Regions from separate parts of the Homo sapiens genome. Here region 1 is linked to region 2. Evidence: read pairs that join two places in POLR2A ChIA-PET (ENCODE). Cell type or tissue: GM12878. All regions are shown on one strand. Links, peaks and the distances in the headings refer to the core of each region. The heading gives the core; the rest is flanking DNA. Region 1 overlaps PICALM (phosphatidylinositol binding clathrin assembly protein). Region 2 overlaps PICALM (phosphatidylinositol binding clathrin assembly protein).

Region 1 (2,804 bases), core at 116-2,615, 68 kb after region 2:
TATTTTGAAGTTAACTATTTACTTGAACACTTAAATATGTAACATTTTACATATAATGCTGCTGTTATAGTATATGACAAAGCAAAGGTATGATTTTTTTCATAATCCCCAAATCTTGTACTGTTCTTTTATTGGCTTTTATTAGCTAAAAATGAATGCCAATAACAGACGTAGTATTTAATTTAGTTCTTTTAAACACCACAGAAATGATGCGCATTCCTAGTCATAGATTAGTGATAAGATAGAGATAAAGGGAAGAAAAGTTTATATGTATATATGAAAGACATTTAAGATTCTACCTTTTGGTAGAATGAAAATGGGAGAACACAAGCTCTCTTGTTGGCCTCATTGTATTATTAATGAGCCTTGACTTTTTCAACAAATGTTGTGGAGTCTAAACAAGCAGTCGGTATTGAATACTAATATCTGAGAAGACCTAGGTTTTCATCACCCTGAAAATTTTGGATGATAGCAAACTTTGAATTTTTATATCTAAAAATATACAATATTATCAGTTTGGTACACTGTTGAATATTTGAAGCAAGATTTCAGATTTTAGTTTAGGTGTAATAGAATTATCCATTCTGAAGTTTAATTTGCTTTACTTTTAGCTGGCATGAAACACAAAACACTTGATGAAAAAATTTGATTATCTGGGCAGGTGCAGTGGCTCATACCTGTAATTGCAATACTTTAGGAGACCAAGGCAGGAGGATTGCGTTAGCCCAAGAATTTGAGACCAGCCTGGGCAATATAGCAATACCTTGTCTCTACCATGTTTAAAAAAAAAAATCAGTTTAGTGTGTGTGAATGTAGGTATCAGTTGTTTAGGACTTAAAGGCGATAATATGACTGTGGTGCCATTTTAATCCTTGTTTTAACTTTTTTTGGATTTTTTTAGATGACTCTAGTGTAGCATAAAATTAAACTTTTGCGCCAGGTGTGTGGTGGCTCACGCCTGTAATCCCAGCACTTTGGGAGGTTGAGGTGGGTGGATCATTTGACGTCAGGAATTTGAGACCAGCCTGGCCAACATGGTGATACCCCATCTCTACAAAAAATGTAAAAATTAGCTGGGTGTGGTGGTGTGCACCTGTAATCCCAGCTACTCGGGAAGCTGAGGCACGAGAGTCGCTTGAACCTGAGAAGCAGAGGTTGCAGTGAGCCAAGATCATGCCCCTGCATTCTAGCCTGGGCGACAGAGCGAACCTCTGTCTCAAAAAAATGAAAAAATTAAACTTGAATGAATAATGAAAAAAAAAGGGACAAAACTATATTTAAAAATTTTAGACTGGGTGCAGTGGCTCACACTTGTAATCCCAGCAGTTTGGGAGCTGAGACAGGCAGATTATTTGAGCCCAGGAGTTCGAGACCAGCCTGGACAACATGGCAAGACCTTGCCTCTACAAAAAAATCGGAAAATAGCCAGGCATGGTGCCATACACCTGTGGTCCCAGCTACTCAGAAGGCTAAAGTGGGGGGATTGCTTGAGCACAGAAAGGTCGAGGCTGCAGTAAGCTATGATTATGCCATTGCATTCCAACCTAGGCAACAGAGCAAGACTCTTATTTAAAAAAAAAAAAAAAAACTTTAAGGGATTTCGAATTGCCAGTTTAATAGGTTAACTTGAAATAGCTGGAGCGTTATTATTATACCTTAATGAATTGGTTTTTATTATTATAGTGTAATGTCCATTAATAGATTAACATCTTGTAGATTACCTGTAGTGTTTTGTCAAGTAGATTAGGAACTGGTTTTCCTTATCTGATTGATCTAATTATGAATGCATTTGCAAATATTTCTGAATATTCTTCTCTAAGGTGTTTCACGTAATAGGAAGTGATTGAAATTAGGTGCTAGATAAAACCTATCTGTCAGTAGAACAGCGGATGACTGGTAACCTTTCCTGAACATGTGTTTTCTCATAAACCAATGGATCTGTTACAGAAATAATGTGTCTTTAAAAAATTACGTATTTCATGGCTTTTTTTGCGTGAAAAACAGATATTTTACTTGTCTGACAAAATATAATGTACTTTTAAAACTCTATGCAGCTGTTAATATCATGTATTTAAAAACAGAACATTCGGCCGTGTGTGGTGGCTCATGCCTGTAATGCCAGCACTTTGGGGAGGCCAAGGCGGGTGGATCACCTGAGGTTAGGAGTTCGAGGCCAGCCTAGCCAACATGGTGAAACCCCCGTCTCTACTAAAAATAGAAAAATGAGCTGAGCGTGGTGGCACGCGCCTGTAATCCCAGCTACTCAGGAGGTTGAGGCAGGAGAATTGCTTGAACCCAGGAAGCGGAAGTTGCAATGAGCTGAGATCACACCATTGCCCTTCAGCCTAGACAACACAGCGAGTTCGACTCTGTCTCAAAAAAAAAAAAAACAAAACACACCCAGAACTTTCAGCCTAACTGGCCAACTGTAAGCTTAATGCAACTCCTTTCTTATGCAAGAAGAAGCTAGAGTGGCCATCAGTATATATATTAGCTAAAATATATATATATTTTTAGTACTAAAAACCAATGTCCTTGTTGGCTCATGCCTGTAATCCCAGCACTTTGGGAGGCCAAGGCAGGAGGATTGCTTGAGTCCAGGCAGGTGTTCAAGACTAGCGTTGGTATCATAGCATCTCTACAAAAATTAAATTAGCCAGGCATGGTGGCACATGCCTGTAGTCTCAGCTACTCGGAAGGCTGAGGTGGGAGCATCACTTGAGCCCAGGAGTTTGAGGCTACAGTGAGCTCTGATTGTACCACTGCAGTCTGCCTGGGCAACAGAGCAAGACCCACTCTCAAAA
Region 2 (2,804 bases), core at 257-2,756:
TCAGAAAATGAAGGATTTCTCAAGTTATATTATTATCAAGATATATTATATCCCCCACGAAAGTGGTACATTTGTTAAAATTGATGGACCTACATTCAGACATCTTTACCACCCAAAGTCCATGGTTTACATTAGGGTTTTTTTTTTTTTGAGACGGAGTTTCGCTCTTGTTGCCCAGGCTGGAGTGCAGTGGTGCGATCTCAGCTAACTGCAACCTTTGCCTCCTGGGTTCAAGGGATTCTCCTGCCTCAGCCTCCCAAATACCTGGGATTACAGGTGCCCACCACCACGCCCAGCTAAATTTTTGTATTTTTGATAGAGATGGGGCTTCACCATGTTGGCCAGGCTGGTCTCGAGCTCCTGACCTCAGGTGATCCACCCACCTCGGCCTCCCAAAGTGTTGGGATTACAGGCGTGAGCCACTGCGCCCGGCCAAGGTTTACTCTTGCTGTTTGTATGTTCTATGGGTTTGGCCAATTGTATGGCACATATCCACTGTTGTAGCGGTACAATGTTTATCTGCCCTGAAATACTCTGTGCTCCCCCTCGCCATCCCTTCTCTTCCCCAGCCACTGGCAACCACTATTTTTTGTTAACTGTCTCCATAGTTTTGCCTTTTCAAGATGTCATAGTTGGAATCATACAGTCTATAGCCTTTTCAGATTTTCTTTTTTCACGTACTAATATGCGTTTACGATTTCCTCAATGGCTTTTCACGGTTTGACAGCTTTTTTTTTTCTTTTGCACTTGACTATTCTATTATCTGGATATACCCGGGTTTATTTGTCCATTTACTTACTGAAGGACATCTTGGTTGCTCCCTAGTTTTGGCAATCGTGAATAAAGCTGCTATAAACATCAAACATCTGTGTGCGTGTCTTTTGTGTGGACATAAGTTTTCAGTTCGTTTGGGTAAATAGCAAGGAACACAGTTGCTGGATCATATGGTAAGAATACCTTTAGTTTTGCAAGAAACCTCTAAACTGTCTTTCAAAGTGATGGTACCATTTTATATTCCCACCAGTAATGAATGGGAGTTTCTGTTCACATTCTCACCAGCATTTGATATTGTCACTGTTAATGGGTTTTGGCCATTCTAATAGGTGTGTAGTGGTATTGTTTTAATTTGCATTTTCCTGATTATGTGACTTTTTTTCATATGCATACTCGCCATCTTTATATCTTCTTTAGTGAGGTGTCCGTTAAGGTCATTGTCCTGTTCTTAAAGTCAGGTTCTTTGTTTTCTTATTGTTGAGGTTTGAGAGTTGTTTATTTTGAATAACAGTCCTTTATCAAATGTGTCTTTTCTTTTCTTTTTTTTTTTTTTTTTTTTTTTTTGAGATGGAGTCTTGCTCTGTCTCCCGGGCTGGAGTGCAATGGGGCCATCTCATCTCACTGTAAGCTCTGTCTCCCAGGGGTTCAAGTGATTCTTCTGCCTCAGCCTCGCAAGTAGCTGGGATTACAGGTGTCTACCATCATGCCTGGCTAATTTTTGTATTTTTAGTAGAGATGGCGTTTGACCATATTAGCCAGGCTGGTCTTGAACTCCTCATCTCAGGTGATCCGCCTGCTTCAGCCTCCCAAAGTGTTGGGATTACAGGCATGAGCCACTGAGCCCGGCTATCAAATGTATCTTTTGCAAATATTTTCTCCCAGTCTGTGCCTTGTCTTTTTCATTCTCTTGACAATGCCTTTCACAGAGCAGAAAATTTTAATCTTAATGAAGTCCAGTTTAGCAGTTCTTTCTTTCATGGGTCATGCCTTCATCATTGTATTTAAAAAGTCATCAACAAACTCAAGGTCATCTAGATTGTCTTCTATGTCACCATTTGGGAGCTTTATAATTTTGCATTTTACATTTAGGTCTGTGATCCATTTTGAGTTAATTTTTGTGAGTGTAATGTCTGTCTCCTGATTCATTTTTTTTTTTTTTGCCTGTGGATATCTAGTTGTGCAGTACTATTTGTTGAAAAGATTATCTTTGCTGCATTGTATTGCCTTTCTCCTTTGCTGGCAGTGGTTCTTAAGGTGTGGTCTGGGGACTTTTGGGGGTCCTCAAGACCATTTCAGCAAGTTTGTGAGTTCAAAACTGTTTTCATATACTAAGACATTATTTGCCTTTTCTATTTTTATTCTTTCAAGAACCACTGTACAGTGGAGTTTTCTAGAGGCTGTGTGATGTGTGTGTGATATTGCCATAGGTTGAATGTAGTAGCAGATAATGATAATTCAACTATTTCCTATTAAACCACAAAATAGAGTTTTGCCAAAATGTGAAACAGTGCCACTCTTCTAAATTGTGGGGTTTTTTGAAAATACTGTTATTTTTCAAATGAATTAATGTTGATAAATTTATCAGTTTCAGTTTCTAACAGTAAATATTGGTAGAGAACCCCCACATGAAAGCTCTTGGCTCCTCAATTTTAAAAGTGTGAAGGTTCTGAGACTAAAAAAATGCACCTTTAGGGATGAGTGTGTATTAGAAGGGACAAAAGAGTACTCAAAGAGGAACTAGATCTAAGGGATCCTTTGAATTCTCAAAGTAATTTTGGATTTGATTTTGTAGGTAACAGTGCCTCAACTTTTGGAAGATTTCAAGCAAGAGATGTGGTATCATAATCCCTATGTCCACTTTATGTCCATAAATAGATTGGAAGGAGTGTTCAGTATGACTTGGAAAGGAAACTGCTGGGGCAAAAAAGTCTTAACAATAATATTTAAATTTTTTTCCCAAAGGCCTTAAAAATTAGTTATTAATTGGAACTCTTGATTATTTGTCCTCTCTCTTTTTTTTTTTTATGTCA

Evidence for each region. Peaks named below come from ENCODE experiments on the same cell type or tissue, not always from the same donor. Only the 100,000 strongest peaks of a DNase experiment are listed, where the experiment ranks them.
Region 1: POLR2A ChIA-PET joins it to region 2 with 8 read pairs; 5 of 35 experiments call an interaction of 5 or more read pairs at or near these places.

What each region holds. Positions count from the first base shown.
Region 1 is chr11:85,991,871-85,994,674 of GRCh38, reverse strand. All of the region lies in intron 12 of PICALM (phosphatidylinositol binding clathrin assembly protein), which reads left to right. Among named protein-coding and RNA genes, the nearest start is that of PICALM, 76 kb to the left of the region's middle. In GM12878, for the core only: no CTCF peak of the experiment used is centred there; no DNase peak of the experiment used is centred there.
Region 2 is chr11:86,059,865-86,062,668 of GRCh38, reverse strand. All of the region lies in intron 1 of PICALM (phosphatidylinositol binding clathrin assembly protein), which reads left to right. It overlaps LOC124902730 (a long non-coding RNA gene), which reads left to right. Exons shown (of 2, transcript XR_007062822.1): 1 at 1-2,804. Among named protein-coding and RNA genes, the nearest start is that of PICALM, 7.8 kb to the left of the region's middle. In GM12878, for the core only: no CTCF peak of the experiment used is centred there; no DNase peak of the experiment used is centred there; H3K4me3 peaks cover 1,710 bases; H3K27ac peaks cover 550 bases.